Regions from separate parts of the Homo sapiens genome. Here region 1 is linked to region 2. Evidence: read pairs that join two places in POLR2A ChIA-PET (ENCODE). Cell type or tissue: GM12878. All regions are shown on one strand. Each heading gives the region's core, and the rest is flanking DNA. Links, peaks and the distances in the headings are about the cores only.

What was found. ChIA-PET counts read pairs that join two places held together with the same protein. Peaks named below come from ENCODE experiments on the same cell type or tissue, not always from the same donor. Only the 100,000 strongest peaks of a DNase experiment are listed, where the experiment ranks them.
Region 1: POLR2A ChIA-PET joins it to region 2 with 6 read pairs; 2 of 35 experiments call an interaction of 5 or more read pairs at or near these places.

Annotation. Positions count from the first base shown.
Region 1 is chr4:150,880,177-150,888,710 of GRCh38, forward strand. All of the region lies in intron 17 of LRBA (LPS responsive beige-like anchor protein), which reads right to left. Among named protein-coding and RNA genes, the nearest start is that of LRBA, 130 kb to the right of the region's middle. In GM12878, for the core only: no CTCF peak of the experiment used is centred there; a DNase peak (open chromatin) is centred at 5,225; H3K4me3 peaks cover 682 bases; H3K27ac peaks cover 234 bases.
Region 2 is chr4:151,160,956-151,169,237 of GRCh38, forward strand. It overlaps SH3D19 (SH3 domain containing 19), which reads right to left. Exons shown (of 20, transcript NM_001378122.1): 8 at 4,634-4,741. Among named protein-coding and RNA genes, the nearest start is that of SH3D19-AS1, 41 kb to the left of the region's middle. In GM12878, for the core only: no CTCF peak of the experiment used is centred there; no DNase peak of the experiment used is centred there.

The DNA.
Region 1 (8,534 bases), core at 325-8,324, 280 kb before region 2:
TAGCTGGTTAGCCATATGCAGAAGAATGAAACTGGACCCTTACCTTTCACCATACAAAACTTGGCCAAGTGTGGTGGTTGACACCTGTATCCCAACACTTTGGGAGTCTGAGGTGGGTGGATCACGTGAGCCCAGGAATTTGAGACCAGCCTAGGCAACGTGGTGAAACTCTGTCTCTACAAAAAACGCAAAAATCATCTGGGCATGGTGGCACATGCCTGTAATCCCAGCTACCTGGGAGGCCAAGGTGGGAAGATCGCTTCAGATGCAGAGGCAGAGGCTGTAGTGAGCTGTGATCGTGCCACTGCACTCCAACCTGGGAAACAGAGCAATACCCTGTCTCCAAAAAAAAAAAAAAAAACCTTTTAGCTCAAGATGGATTAAAGGTTTAAATGTAAGCCATCGAATTAGAACAATCCTAGAAGAAAAACGAGAAAACACCATTCTGGACATCAGCCTTGGGAAAGAATTTATCACTAAGTCCTCAAAAGCAATTGCAATACAAACAAAAATTGACAAGTGGGACCCAATTAAACTAAGCGCTTAGGTACAAAGAAACTGTCAAGAGAGTAAACAGACAATCTACAGAATGGGAAAATACTGACAAACTGTGCATTTGACAAAGGTCTAATATCCAGAATCTATAAGGAACTTAAACAATTATACAAGCTAAAAACAATCCCATTAAAAAATGGGAAACGCCACAAACAGACACTTCTTAAAAGAAGACATACAAGCAGGCAACAAACATATGAAAAAATGCTTAATTAACATCGCTAATCATCAGCAAAATGCAAATCAAAATAATGAGATACCATCTCAGACCAGTCAGAATAGCTATTACTAAAAAGTCAAAAAACAACTGATTCTGGCAAAGCTGCAGAGAAAAGGTTGGTGGGAATGTAAGTTAGTTCAGCCTCTGTGGAAAGCAGCTTGGAGATTTCTCAAAAAACTTTGAACTACCATTCAACTCAGCAATTTTATTACCGGGTACATATCCAAAATAAAATAAATCATTCTACCAACAACACATGCACTCGTATGTGTATTACAGCACTAATCACAACAGCAAAGACATGAAATCAACCTAGGTTTCTATCAACGGTAGATTGGATAGAGAAAATGTAATACATATACACCAAAGAATACTACACAGCCATAAAAATAAACCAAAATCATGTCCTTTGCAGAAACATGGATGCAGCTGGAGGTCATTATCCTAAGTGAATTAATGCAGGAACAAAATGCCAAATATCACATCTTCTCAGTTATAACTAGGAGCTAAATAATGGGCACTCATAGACATAAAAATGGCAATAATAGACAATGAGGACTACAAGAAGGAGAGAAGGAAGGGGGAAAAGGTTGAAAAACTTAACTATTGAGTGCTATACTCAGTACTTGGGTGACAGGATCAATCATACCTCAAACCTCAGCATCATACAATATACCCATGTAACAAACCTGCACATGTACCCCCTGAATCTAAGATAAAGGTGGGAATTATTAACATAAATACATAATAAATAAAAATAAAAACTGTAACACACTAAGATATTTTAACGTATCAAAAAACTATCCTTGCTATAGCTTAACTCACAAATATCTACGGTTAAAAATCACAATAGGGCTGGGCGCGGTGGCTCACACCTGTAATCCCAGCATTTTGGGAGGCCGAGGTGGGCGGATCACCTGAGGTCAGGAGCTCGAGACCAGCCAGACCAACATGGCAAAACCCTGTCTCTATTAAAAATACAAAATTAGTTGGGTGTGGTGGCACATGCCTGTAATCCCAGCTACTCTGGAGGCTGAGGCAGGAGAATCGCTTCAACCCGAGAGGCAGAAGTTGCAGTGAGCTGAGATGGAGCCATTGCACTCCAGCCTGGGCAACAAGAGCAAAACTCTGTCTCAAAAAAAAAAAAATCACAATAATTTTTTCAAAAGATAAACTCTAGACATTGTCTATGTACTTTCAAATAATGTTTTATTAGGATTAATAACACAAGAAGATCAAAAGAACCTGAAATTATTCTATGAACCTAATAGTTATCCTACAAAAAATTTTTAAATTTTGAACACTTCTAACCAAAGCAGAATCAAACTAGTTTATCTGCTAAACATCAGCAGTAAATTTTGTAAAAGTTAAATGGGCCTATTTTGCTTTTTGACCATAGTTTTGTTCTTATTTAATGCACAAAAAAATACTTTACACATTAAAGGGAGGAAAAATCCTGTAGTGCTTCAATGAAATTTATATATTTATCTAATCATAAAACAATAAATAAATGTTTATTCTCTATTTGGAAATAAAGAAAAGTGTAAGGGAGATAACAAAAATAACCCATGAAGAACAATATTCAAATCTGGAAATATTTTCATGCAATCTATTTGACTATGCTTACATGTTTAAAGAAATAGATATGGATATTTTTGAATTGAAATATACTATGGTATGTACAGTATATTTTCAATGCAGAAAATATAATTCAGGCAAGAGAAACGCCCAAAAAGATAATCTGAATAGTAACATGATTTCAATCTGCTCACAGATATTAAAAATATGATAACAGATCATTAACTAGACTCAAATATTAAAAATTTATAACAATTTAAGCAGGGCATATGATGAGACTGACACTGAGTCAGAAAACACAGTCACTTCTAAGGAAGGATAAGTCTTCCAAGCTGTTGACCTAAGTTCAATATCAGAGCTAATGTTTAAATGATTTCATGGTAGAGAAAAATTTATATTAAATAACTGAATGTGAAAATTTCTGTCATTTGATGAAAATTAAATTGTCATTCCAATTTGGAAATGTTACTGATGACTATGACACAGTTTGGCATGCCTATATTATCTGTCACCAATAAAGACCATCCCCCCTCCAATTTTCTCCACTTGAGACTGTGCTTACACCCCCATTTAACTTTCAGTTAATATGAAACCTTTTCTTAATTCACCTCTGTTTTTTTCATGGTGGCCTTCAAAAATTATGGTTCTAGGCCGGGAGTGGTGGCTCACGCATGTAATCCCAGCACTTTGGGAGGCCAAGATGGGCAGATCACTTGAGGTCAGGAGATCAAGACCAGCCTGGGCAACATGGTGAAACGTGTCTCTACTAAAAATACAAAAATTAGCCAGGCATGGGGGTGGGCGCCTGTAATACCAGCTACTCAGGAGGCTGAGGCAGGACAATCACTTGAACCTGGGAGGTGGAGGTTGAAGTGAGCCGAGATTGCACCACTGCACTCCAGCCTGGGCGACAGAGTGAGACGCTGTCTCAAAAAACAAAAAAATTATGTTACTGTATACTAAGTACCAAGGTAATCATAAACAGGTACTGAAATTATGTATCAATGTCTAGTTTGAATTTTCTGTCTCTCCCCGACCTTCCACCATCTCTCTTTTTAAATCATCGAAAACAAAAATCCATAATTTAAAAAATGTAAATACTGAATTTTTGGACCCAAAGAATACTTTCAAAGAACTCCAATTAGATTGAAGGGAACTATCCATCATTCAAAAATCATTTTAAACTACATAACTAATATAAACATTTAATAAATATTTCTACCCAGTTTAAGTAACTGAACTGAATTTAAATGGGACTAAATCTTCACATTTCTATATACTAGTCCAAATTAGAAATTTTTTATTTCTTCACAGTAATAAATAAAAGACTGAGAAAGTAGCAAAAATTAAAACATACTATAAAAGCAAAATAGGGGGAATAATGATGCTAACATGGAAGTCAGCATTTTCCCTCCATGAAAAAAGACAGGAATAAAACCGAAAAAAATTTTCACTGAAAAATATTTATTGTTGAGAAATTGCTAGAAATTCAGGTAAGAATATCAGGAGTCAGTGGCCTTATTAATGAGACTACTCCTGTCATTACCACCCCAGTTTAGTTGGTAAGAACTGTAGTTTTACCATTTGGGGGCTGGCAGTAAAAAGTAGCACTGTTGCTTTCAAACAGGGCAAACCTATTCAGGGTAAGAAATGAAAACTGCAGTTCTCCAGCTAAAAGTGGCAGACTTGGTTACGAATCAATGGGAGAAACCAGCAGCTTTGCTAGATCAGAGATACAGGCACAATTCAGGGGGAACAGCAGACCAGTTAGATATTTACTAGGGAGATATTAAAAGAGAACCATAGAAAGATTGAGATAAGTACTCCACACAGACATAGCTGATTGAGAAAGTACCTATATCCAGGAGACACCTGGGTCACTAACTGAAAAAGGGAAGGCAAGAGAGACTAGATAAGTAGCCACAACTTTGAATGCAATCCCTAAAAATATACAGATCAACACAGTGGGCCTAAGGGCTGAAGGAATTTTATCAGAACCTGTAGCTAAATCATTGACTGAACTCTAAGATATATAGAAACATGGAAAACCCTAAGAGTGCTATGGAAAGAAAAAGGGAAAAAGTAAAAATACTGGGCAGAGAAAAGTCAGAGCTGTAGACCGTGGAGAAAACACAATCTGCAAACTAAATGAGGCAAATTATTTAAAACCAAACAAAAACCAACAACCATAGAAAAACAAAAAAAGTCTAGAGTTGCCCAGTTTTCAACAAAAATTACTATATATGCAAAAAAACAAAAAAGAGTATAACCCATAATCAGTAAAAGAGCAATAATCAAAAATAACTTGTAAGGTCCAAATGTTAGATTCAGCAAATATTTTTAAGGACTTGTAATAAATTATATTCAATAAATGAAAAAATAGTATGTTCAAATAATTGAATGAAACAGATTAACAATGAGTTCTCAAAAAAGTATAAAAAGACCAAATGGAAATTCTAGAGATAAAAAAGTACCATTTAAAAATCAAGGAATTCACTATAGGCATTCAACAGGAGACTCAGATGGCAAATAAAGAATCTGTGAATTCAAAGATAAATCAATATAAATTATATAGTCTAAAAAACAGAGAAAAAAATGGGAACACAAATTATTCAACCTTTAGACACTGTAGGACAATACAGTGTTCCAACATAGATGTAACAAGAGTTCCAAAAAAAAAAAAAAAAGGCACAGAAAAGAAACATCTGAAGAAATAGGGATAAAATCTTCCAAAATTTAATGACGAAACATTTACTTACAGATTCAAACTCAATAAACCACCGAAGTGAAAGTAACAAAGTGAGTCACCACTAGGCCGGGCACAGTGGCTCATGCCTGTAATCCCAGCACTTAGGCTGAGATGGGCGGGTAATTTGAGGCCAGGCATTCGAGACCAGCCTGACCCACACAGTGAAACCCCATCTCTACTAAAAATACAAAAATTAGCTGAGCACAGTGGTACATGCCTGTAGTCCCAGCTACTTGGGAGGCTGAGGCACGAGAATCACCTGAACCCAGGAGACAGAGGTTGTAGTGAGCCAAGACCATGCCACTGTACTCCATCCTGGGTGACAGAGGGAGACTCTGTCTCAAAAAAAAAAGTGAATCACAACTAAACAAACCACAGTCAAATTGCTGAAATCCAAAGACAATGAAAAAAACCTTAAAAGCATCAAGAGAAAAATGACTGATGACATACAGAGCAACAACAATGCAATTCATTGCTGTCATCTCATCAGAAACAATGGAGTCCACAGGTCAGGGAGATGACAGTCAAGTGCTAACAGAAAGAAAACTGCAATTTAAGTTCTTATATCCAGGATAAGTATCCTCTAAAAATGGAAGCAAATAAAAGTATTCTGAGATGAACAAAGACTGAGAAAATTCATTGCTAGCAAATATGCCTTGTAAGAAATAATAAAGCCCACCAAGATGAAAGAATATACTGTAAAACCACTAATAAAAGATAACCTTTAAGAAGAAAACTAAAATCAACAGGGGAATTTTGATCCAACCAAATGGAGTCAGCCCAATAAAGCCTCTCTGTCCCAAATATTAATAAAATTATAGGGGAAAAAAACACAAAAATCAACTTCCCAAGTACTCTGAAGACTAAACAAAAGCAGGTGCATTGTGTAGGGGAGTTAAAACTTGGAGAATTACTCATATGGATAGAAGAATCATTTTTTTCCTTTCTCTCTTCTGAATCTGCCCCTGTTTCAGGGCTGGATGTCAGAAGCTCGGGTGGCAAAATTCTAAGAAAAACTATGCTTCCAGTTAGAGAAATCTAGAAATTAGGTCCTAGATAGGAGAAGTGTGGGGAAGAATCCTAAATAGCAGAGAGTAAGAGAAAAGGGTTCTCTAAATCTGTGTAAAAACCTGTGATAACCCCAAACTCACCCAAGAGACGCATGGGTGTGGGACAAACCCAAATCAGAATAGACACCTTTCTAAATTTAATTACCATCCAATTCTCAGCCTAATTCCTGAATGAAGCATATGTATGTGAGGAAAATACAAGGCAAACTAGTCTGTCTCCCTGGATCGAAGGGGAAAAACCAAAGAATGAAAGAAAACCCAAAGTAGGGTAAGAGAGGTTTGAAAAATGAAGGGACACTGGAAACATCATGCACAGAGAAGAGGTGGAACTTGCAGCCCCACCCTTACCAGGTTGTCTATTTGCTAAACAACAACAACAAAACATGTGTTAGAGGATTATAACAGGGCCCAGAGTTATGCTCTAATGCATCCAGGACCCACAATATTCAAGACACATTAGAAGATTACGCAACATACAAAGAGCCAAGAAAATGTGACTGTTTCTCATAGGAAAACACAAACAACAGATGTCAATGAGATGAGCAAAATGTTGGACTTATCACACAAAGACTTTAAAGGAGATACTATAATTATGCTTTAGAAAATAAAGGTTAACAAAGTCTAAATGAATTGAAAAAGTTCTCCAAAAAGAAATAATAAATGTTTGAGGTGATGGAGATGCTAACTACCCTGATTTGAATATTATATGTTATATGCATGTATTAATATATCACAATATTGCATATAATATGTACAATTATTGTCAATTTAAAATATTAAAGAAAATAGAGTTCTCATCCAAAAATGAAAGCATAAAAGTGAACCATATTGAAATTTTAGACTTGAAATGCATACTATCTGAAACAAAATATGCAAGAGATGGGTTCAATATCAAAATGTAAAACACAAAGAAAAAGTCCATAAATTTGAAGATCAAGTTTATTATACATATCAAGTTTCTATGCACAAACTACAATCTGAAAAAAAACAAGACTGAAACAAACTAAACAAATGCTTAAGGAGTTGCCTGACTCTATCAGAAGATCTAATACTTATTTCTTTGGAGACCCAAAGTGAAAGGAGAAAGATATAAGTGAAGCAAAAATTGAAAAAATAAGAACCGGCCGGGAGCAGTGGCTCACGGGCCGGGTGTGGTGGCTCACGTCTGTAATCCCAGCACTTTGGGAGGCCGAGGCAGGCAGATGGTCAGGAGATCGAGACCATCCTGGCTAATACGGTGAAACCCTGTCTCTACTAAAAATACAAAAAAATTAGTCAGGCATGCTGGCGGGCGCCTGTAGTCACAGCTACTCAGGAGGCTGAGGCAGGAGAATGGCATGAACCCAGGAGGCGGAGCTTACAGTGAGCCAAGATCGGGCCACTGCACTCCAGTCTGGGCAACAGAGCACGACTCCGTCTCAAAAAAAAAAAAAAAAAAGAAAGAAAAAAAAAAGAACCTACAACTTCTCAAATTTGGTAGTAATCACAAAGAAAACCATAATGAACCTATGAAAGGAGGAAGAGAGAGATGGATGCAGTCAAGTGTGCCTGTAGTCCCAGCTACTGAGGAGACTGAGGCAAGAGAACTGCTTAAGCCCAGGAGTTCCTGGGCAACATAGTAAGACCCCAATTCTAAAAAACAAAAACCTAAAGAAAATGTCTTGAAAGCAAGTGCAGAAATCTAGAACATTATATTTAACAAAGAAAGATTTCAATAACCACAGATTTCTCATTGGAAACCATGGACACCAGCCAACAGAAGAAAAACACAGGAAAGAAAGGAAAGGAAAAAGGTAAGGAAAAAGGAAAGGAAAAAAATGATTACAAACACAGAATTCTACATACAACAAAAATATCCTTGGAGAGTGAAGGTCAAATAAATATATTTTCAGAAGAAATAATTAAAAATTGTTTCTGTCAAAACTGCTCAACAAGTTCTTTTTCAGCAGAAGTTCTTCTAAAGGAAGTTCTTCAAGAATAAACAGCAAAAGAAACTGTAAATACCTGGATAAAAGTAGAAACTTTTTTCTCTCTTCAATTCTTTAAGCTATATATAACTAGTGAAAGTAAAACTTTAAGCTATATATAACTAGTAAAAGTAAAACTTATTAACTGTCTGGAGGCGCTTATGTATATACAGACATAATAAGGACAATTGAGGCAGTTAAAGGGATCTGAGCAGTTCCAAGGGTTCTATACTTTATTTGAAGAGGTAAAATATTAACACTAGGTAGACTGTGAAATTACATACACTGGCATCTCTAGAGCAACCACCAAAAAAGTTACACAAAGAGATAAACTCCAAACTCAAAATATAAATTTTGAGAATATTTTTAAAATTCAAATAAAAACAACATAGAAA
Region 2 (8,282 bases), core at 1-8,000:
TTCCTTATTCTTACAAGGAAATAGTTAATCATATAGAGTATAATACTGTCGTGACAAATATTTAAGAGTATAAGCCAGTAATATGAAAGTAGAAAGGAGATAGCTTACTGGAAGGAGAAACACAGGGAGTATCTGGTGTGAGTATGTGTGGGATGTGGAGGTAGGAGATTTCCAATTTTAAATAATGTAGTCAGGGAAGGTCTCTGAGAAAAAGTGGCAATGAGCAAAGACCTGAAGGATTGGTGAGGGAGGGAGCCTTGCAGACATCTGGGAAAAGGACAACCTGGTCAGAAGAAACAGGCCCCGGGGAAAGGAGCTGACAGGTTCAAATAAGATCAAGGACATTTGCACCACGAAGCTATCCCCTTTTTCCCTTGACCATTCCAAATTCTTCAGACACCAAAGTTTCATTCTTTTTCCTCCACAGAATATATGCATTATTATATTAATAAAATTCTGAGGAATTGATTTTTGGTATAAATAGAAATAACTCTCTAGAAATCATTCTGTCATTTCAGTTCTCCTACATTTGGCAGTATAGAATTCAACTTACTTTTTTTCTTTGAAGAGGAGCTTAATGATGAATTAAAATACCCTCTTTGGGTATAAATTACCTGCCATTTAAAGCAGAAAGTCCTCCTCACTTTGTTTTTGTCTTTTATACATATATATATATATATATATATTTTAATTATACTTTAAGTTCTAGGGTACATGTGCACAACGTGCAGGTTTGTTACATATGTATATATGTGCCATGTTGGTGTGCTCCTGTGGCCAAAGTGTTCTCACTGTTCAATTCATACCTCTTTTTTTTTTTTTTTTTTTAGATGAGGTCTCGCTTTGTCACCCAGGCTGGAATGTGGTGGCATGATCTCGGCTCACTGCAACGTCTGCCTCCTGGGTTCAAGTGATTTTCCTGCCTCAGCCTCCCAAGTAGCTGGGATTACAGGTGTGTGCCACCATGCCTGGCTAAATTCTTTTTTTTTAATTGAGCCTTTATTTTTATGTATTCATTTTTTAAAAGAATATTTTTAAAATTTTACTTTAAGTTCTGGGATACATGTGCTGAACACCCAAGTTTGTTATATAGGTATATATGTGCCATGATGGTTTGCTTCACCTATCAACCCGTCATCCAGGTTTTAAGCCCCGCATGCATTAGGTATTTGTCCTAATGCTCTCCCTCCCCTTGCCCCCAACTCCCCAACAGGCCCCGGTGTGTGATATTCTCCTCCCTGTGTCCACGTGTTCTCACTGTTCAACTCCCACTTATGAGTGAGAACATGCAGTGTTTAGTTCTGTTCCTGTGTTAGCATGCTGAGAATGATGGCTTCCAGCTTCATCCACGTCCCTGCAAAGGACATGAACTCATTCTTTTTTATGGCTGCAGCCCGGCTAATTTTTATATTTTTAGAAGAGACAGGGTTTCACCATGTTGGCCAGGCTGGTCTCGAACTCCTAGAATTCAATTTTCTACTAGTTCTTGGAGCTTTGTCAGGATAATAATTAAAGCTGCTTCCTCAGCATATCCTTTTCAGGATTTCAAAGCTTATTAATGCAGTTTACAAGTGTGCAGAAAAAGTAAACATAGCAGGTCTGAAACTTTATCCCTAGAAAGTCCTACTTACAAGATTGGTCCCTTTTTTTTTTTTTTTTTTTGAGTTTCGCTCTTGTTGCCCAAGCTGGAGGGCAATGGCGTGATCTCAGCTCAACACAACCTCCAAATCCTGGGTTTAGGCGATTCTCCTGCATCAGCCAAGCGCATGCCACCATGCCCGGCTTATTTTTGTATTTCTAGTAGAGATGGGGTTTCACTATGTTGGCCAGGCTGATCTTGAACTCCTGACCTCACGTGATCCACTTGCCTCTGCCTCCCAAAGTGCTGGAATTATAGGCATGAGCCACCACACCCAGCCACAGGATTGGTCTTTGACTGGCATATAGGAACTTGGACTTTGGGACAGTTCTCGCCATCCTCAAAACTGATAAAACAGAATATATGGTTTATGCTGAACATCTGCTTTCCTTCTGGGAATCTGGAATTTTGGTAAGTGCCAAAATTTCTAGGAGTGCCTACCTGACCAGCCCCCAATAAAAACCCTGGGCACTGAATCAGTAGTGAGCTTCTCTGGTTGACATTTCACACTTGTCATCACAACTCATTGCTGGAGGAGTTACATATGTCCTCTGACTCCACCAGTAGAAGACTCTTGGAAGCTTGCATCTGGTTTCCTCCAGACTTCACCACATTTGCCTTTTCTCTTTGCTGATTGTGCCTCATATACTTTTGCTATAATAAATAATAGCCATACATACAACTATCTGTTGAGTCCTGTGAGTCCTCCTAGTGAATCATCAAACCTGGGGGTGGTCTTGGGGACAATGACACAACAGATGAATAAATTTAAAAATTTGTATTTATTACTAATTTCTGTAAAAGTTGTATTACTTAAAACCCAGGCAAAATTTCTTATTATTATATGTTACTATACTTGTTAAAATCCAGAATACATTTAACAAAGTAATAGCAAACAGGCAAACAACCCAATGAGCTATCGTTTTACTGATTTGTGGGCTATATAATATTGTCAAAAGAAATATACTGCCAGTTTTTTCTTTCTTTCTTTCTTTTTTTTTTTTGAGATGGAGTCTCATTCTATTGCCCAGGTTGGAGTGCAGCGGCATGATCTTCGCTCACTGCAACCTCCACCTCCTGGGTTCAAGCAATTCTTGTGCCTTAGCCTCCCAAGTAGCTGGGATTACAGGTGTGTGCCACCATGCTTGGCTAACTTTTTTGTATTTTTGATAGAGACGGGGTTTCACCATGTTGGCCAGGCTGGTCTCGAACTCCTGACCTCAAGTGATCTGCCCACCTCAGCTTCCCAAAGTGCAGGGATTACAGGTGTGAGCCACCATGGCTGGCCTACCACTGGTTTTTAAATCTAACATTAAAATATTACCTCTAAAAAAATAAAATATAACTTCCTAAGAAACTAGAACCAGAATTTGATACCTTAGATTTTTTTCTCCTCCACATTCTTCATAGCAACTCAATTCAATTTTCTTGCTACTTGGCTGAGAGCCATCAGTTAGTAACAGAATCATCAAAAAACTGAAACCAAGATGATCCTTCTGGGTAGTGCTTTATAGAGAAACCAAACTCCTAAAATAAAGGGAATATGCCTGCATACAATCCTGGGTGCTACAGGTGAAAGAGTGGAATGCTTGTTCTGCTTTAGGAGGAATGAAGTGGGCAGAATCTCTTGTTAGACAAAGGAAAGAATGCATGCGGGCTATGATATAAAGGCATTGCAGGCATAAATGAAATCAGATGCCCGCAGAGAAAGCTGTGTGATCACTCCAAGCAGTGCCATGAACTGCTCTGGAACCCACTGTGTGTGTGTGTACACATACACAAACACCCTTTTAATCACAGTTTTTAATAATCTGGTGCCTAAAATAAATAATTCTGGCCCTTGTGGCTTTCCCATTATAATAAATATCAGATTTCTTTTTGAAGTACTTATTAAAGCTCCTATAGAATTTCATTTGTTATACTATTAAAAAATCAAGTAAGGAAAAAATCAAGTAAGGAAGTAAACCAAAATGTAACGTTACACTAATTTTTTTTTTTTTTTTGAGATGGAGTCTCGCTCTGTCACCCAGGCTGTAATGCAGTGGCACGATCTCGGCTCACTGCAAGCTCCGCCTCCCAGGTTCAAGTGATTCTCCTGCCTCAGCCTCCCAAGTAGTTGGGACTACAGGCGCGCAGCACCACACCCAGCTAATTTTTGTATTTTTAGTAGAGACAGAGTTTCACCATGTTGGCCAGGATAGTCCTGATCTCTTGACCTCGTGATCCACCTGCCTTGGCCTCCCAAAGTGCTGGGATTACCGGCATCAACCACTGCACCTGGCCAATTTAAGAAGTATTTTTATAAACTATTATTTAAAGCTTTGGTTACTGCTCTTCACCGAATTCACACATAGCCATATTTGAGATTATGCTGATTGCAATAATATACTCCTGACTGATAGACATATACACCTTTATTTGCTATTAGTTTAGATTACTTTCCCACCAAATCTGTACCAGAGGTGTTAACATGGGATATAACAATTGTTCTAAATTTCAGTTTCCCTCTATTCTCTGTCTAAAGACAACATTAAAGAAAAATGAAATCCCCAGCCTGACCAATGTGGTGAAACCCCATCTCTACTAAAAATACAAAAATTAGCCAGGTGTGGTGGCGTGTGCCTGTAGTCCCAGCTACTCAGGAGGCTAAGACAGGAGAATTGCTTGAATCCGGGAGGCAGAGGGTGCAGTGAGCTGAGATTGTGCCACTGCACTCCAGCCTGGGTGAGAGAGCGTGACTCCCAAAAAAAAGAGGAAAAGGAAGGGAAGGGAAAGGGAAGCGAAGGGGAAAGGGAAAGGGAAGCGAAGGGGAAAGGGAAATCCAAATTTACTGAACTAATTCTTCGAAGAATTGTGAAAAAACAATTTGCTTTTAAATAGCTTTGACTATGAATGGCAGATTATACATAATTTCAAAAGCAGACATTGATAAATTAGCATATATTTCTCCCAGCCTCTTGAAGAAGCTAATAAAGAAAGCAGAGAAGTGCTTACATTTTCCTGGTTTGGCTGGAATTCGAATTACAGTGGGCTTCCTGGTGGGTGCTGGTTGAACTGCTCGTTCTTTTATTGGTTCTGTTTTTGCAGGGAGCTGAAAGGGATCTAATGAAAAACATAGTTTATTTTGCATGTTTTAGTTAACATGGACTGAAACAAAAAACCTCATTCATAATTTAAGAGTCATATTTTTCATGCCCCTGGGGAAACTATTCATGGATAAACAAAATCTCAGTTTGCAGAGACAAAAACAAAGTTGGAGCTCATAAAAGGAAATAACTTAGTGTTCTGTAAATAATTCATGCGGCTTTTCTTCCTCTCTGATGAGAGAGATTGAGGATGATCTTGAATTATGTAGAAGCTGATCTTTCAGGGGAGTGTAATCATTTCATACGTGTCTGCCTGAAAATGAGGGGCAACTGAGATGAGGAGACCATCTTTCCCACATCCTAAAGCCTCCCAGATGCCACAGAGAGGAAAGACTCTTTCCCTGTACACCCCCTGTGCCTGTCCCAGAATATTTACTCCCAGGGCCCTCACCCTACCCAGTGCTGTGCCTGGCACAGGGAAGGTGCTTAGCAGTCTCCGATTTAGTAGTTTAGTAAAACTACACTTCAGTAACATGAAAATGAAAAACATTCTATCCCAGAAATAAAATAAGACATATCCCTTCAAATATTTAATTTTGGGGGAAGGATATATGACTCGGCATTCCTCCATCTTAACCGATTTATTAAGTAATTGCAGTGGTTGTCATTGAAAGTAATGCGCCAACCCAATATTTTAAATGGACAGTATATACTTAGGAGAAATACTTTAAACAAAAGCATGGCTGTAAACCTTTTTACTGAAACAGTTTTTAATATAAGTGTCCTTTTTAGTGGTTTGGAAAAATGACTATACTTTTTTTTTTTTAATGGGAAATCTACAAGTAAAAATATTAACAAAAATAAAAGAAAATGCTCTATAATGGATATTCTACTCAGCACACAGGATCGCATGAGACTGTCTTTGCTTTTATTTAACAAGAGGCGAAATGAGTATATGCTGTAATTCTGCACCTGTTCTATGTATCTTGCCTGCGGGGAGATACTCTCTATAAAACTATGCACTCCATAGCTCCTGTGATGAACAGCATTCAAATTCTGCCTGTTATGAGGTGTAATTCAATAAGCACCTTTTGCTGAGCAGCTCTTTGCAGGATACGTGAAGGGCTGAGCTAAGAATAAAAGCCCTTTTGGCAATCTGATACTTCGCCTTCTCTTCCACTCAGTTCTCAGTCGATCTCACCATCAGATACCCTGCCAAAGGCATCACTCTCTCACCAGTCACTTGCTCACATATTTATGCCAGTAACAGTGCTGGGTGGGGAAATATGATGGTAAAGTACAATCCTATTTTAAGTTTCTTATCTACCACTTAGGAAGGGTCCCCAGATGGCAAGCTAGCTAAAATTATTATTATGCTACTGAGGAAAAAAAAAATAGATGACTCCTCTGTGGAATCTTACCAGCTCACAGTGAGTGAGGCTAGTCTTACGTTAAAAAAACCAACTCAAGATTATCAAAAGAATGTCATCAAACTCAAAAAAAAACTACTATATTAATAATATAACTTTTTTCCACTGTGACCTATGTCACCCATAAAACAAAGCTCCTGTTTTTAGATTTAACCAAATTCCTTAATTCTTTAATTTATTATAACAAATATATAACAAGTATAATAGTACTTTTTTTACTTCACAGAAATATTTGTTGTAAAAGTGAGAAACATTAAGAATTATATAAAATAGAAAAAGAAAACCTCTTGTAATCTCATCTCTCTAAAATTAATTATTGTCTAAAATTTGGTATATCTGTCCATGTATTTTCTATAAATATTACATGTATTATTATTATATAAATATTTTGAAAAACAAACCCAGGATCATTTTATATCAATTTCTTTGTAGTTTTATATCAATTTCTTAGCACTTTTATATCAATTTCTTTGTAGCAGTTTTGTTCATTCAATATTGACTGGGTGCCTGCTATGCATTAAACACTATTTTACGGCTTCCGCCCTGTCTGGGACGTGAGGAGTGTCTCTGCCCGACCGCCGCCCCATCTGGGAAGTGAGGAGCGCCTCTGCCCGGCCGCCCCACCGTCTGGGAAGTGAGGAGCGCCTCTTACTGGCCACCCCGTCTGGGAAGTGAGGAGCGCCTCTGCCTGGCTGCCGCCCCATCTGGGAAGTAAGGAGCGCCTCTGCCAGGCCGCCCCACCGTCTGGGAAGTGAGGAGCGCCTCTTACCGGCTGCCCCGTCTGGGAAGTGAGGCGCGCCTCTGCCCGGCCGCTGTGCAACCTTCCAAGTGTGAAGTGACAGCCTTGTGTGTGATCTTTTCTGTCTTCCCCAAGTTTGCATTTTCAACATTAAACTTTACTTTTTAGTTAAAAAAACAAAACAAAACAAAACACTATTTTAGGTGCTGGGAATATAGCAGTGAACAAAGCACAGAACTCTGCCTTCATGGAGCTTGCATTCCAGCAGGAAGATCGAGACAAGAAACAATACATGTAACAGATAAGCAATTCACGAGGTTTATTAGAAGGTGAGAAGTATATTGAAAAAGGTGAGAAGTATATTGAAAAATGAAAAAGCAGAACAAGGTGAGGAACTTCAGTTGTGGGCAGAAGGGAAGCAGGTTGCAGAAGGAAACATGAGTGCAGCAGGTGAGGCAGGTGACATTGTCTTTCCAAAAACTGGATTTTACATATTTGAATAGTTCTTCCAATAATCATTCACGGTGTCTTATCTTTCGAGTAGCATTTCTTTTTTTTTTTTTTTTGAGACACGGTCTCACTCTCACCCACTCCCTCTGTCTCACGGTGTCACTCTGTCATTCCACCCAGGCTGGAGCGCAGTGGTGCAATCACGACTCATTGCAGCCTCAACCTCCTGGGCTCAAGCAATCCTCCCACCTCAGCCTCCTGAGTATCTGGTACTACAGGAATGTGCCACCATGCCTGGCTAATTTTTATTTTTTGTAGAGATGAGGTTTCACTGTGTTGTCCAGGCTGGTCTTGACCTCTTGGGCTCAAGTGATCCTCCCACCTTGGCCTCTCAAAGTGCTGGGATTATAGGTGTGAGCCACTGTGCCTGGCCTGAAGTGCTATTTCTTTAACAGCTGCTTTTGGTATCAATACCCTGTTGGTTATTAGTTTAAAATTTTAGTCAATGATGCTTTTTGGGTGGGTGTGAAGGGGGAAGAAAATCTTGAGCATGTAATGACTTAAATTGTTTCCCAAATCAAATTAAATTCTGGGCCAGTATAAGACCTACACACTCACATTTCACAAGTGAGGGCATGGATGGGGGTAGGGGCAGGCAGGGAAAGGAGAAAAGAGGACAATCAGCACCCCTGAGGGGCTGAACATAGGGGGCATCCAAAACGTGCTTGCTGTGGGAAGAATGGCCTCAGGAAATCCTGACCCAAATCCTGCACACAGTGTGGGCAGATCTCACCTATTCTGTTAAAGGGTCCAATCATTTTTTGTTTTAACCTGAAGGATTTAAATTGAAGTAGCATAGGTATAACTTATGAAGTATTCAAAGTGTCCTAGCTTACTCACTCTCTCATTTTTTTAATTTTTAATACCGTTAGCTGTTT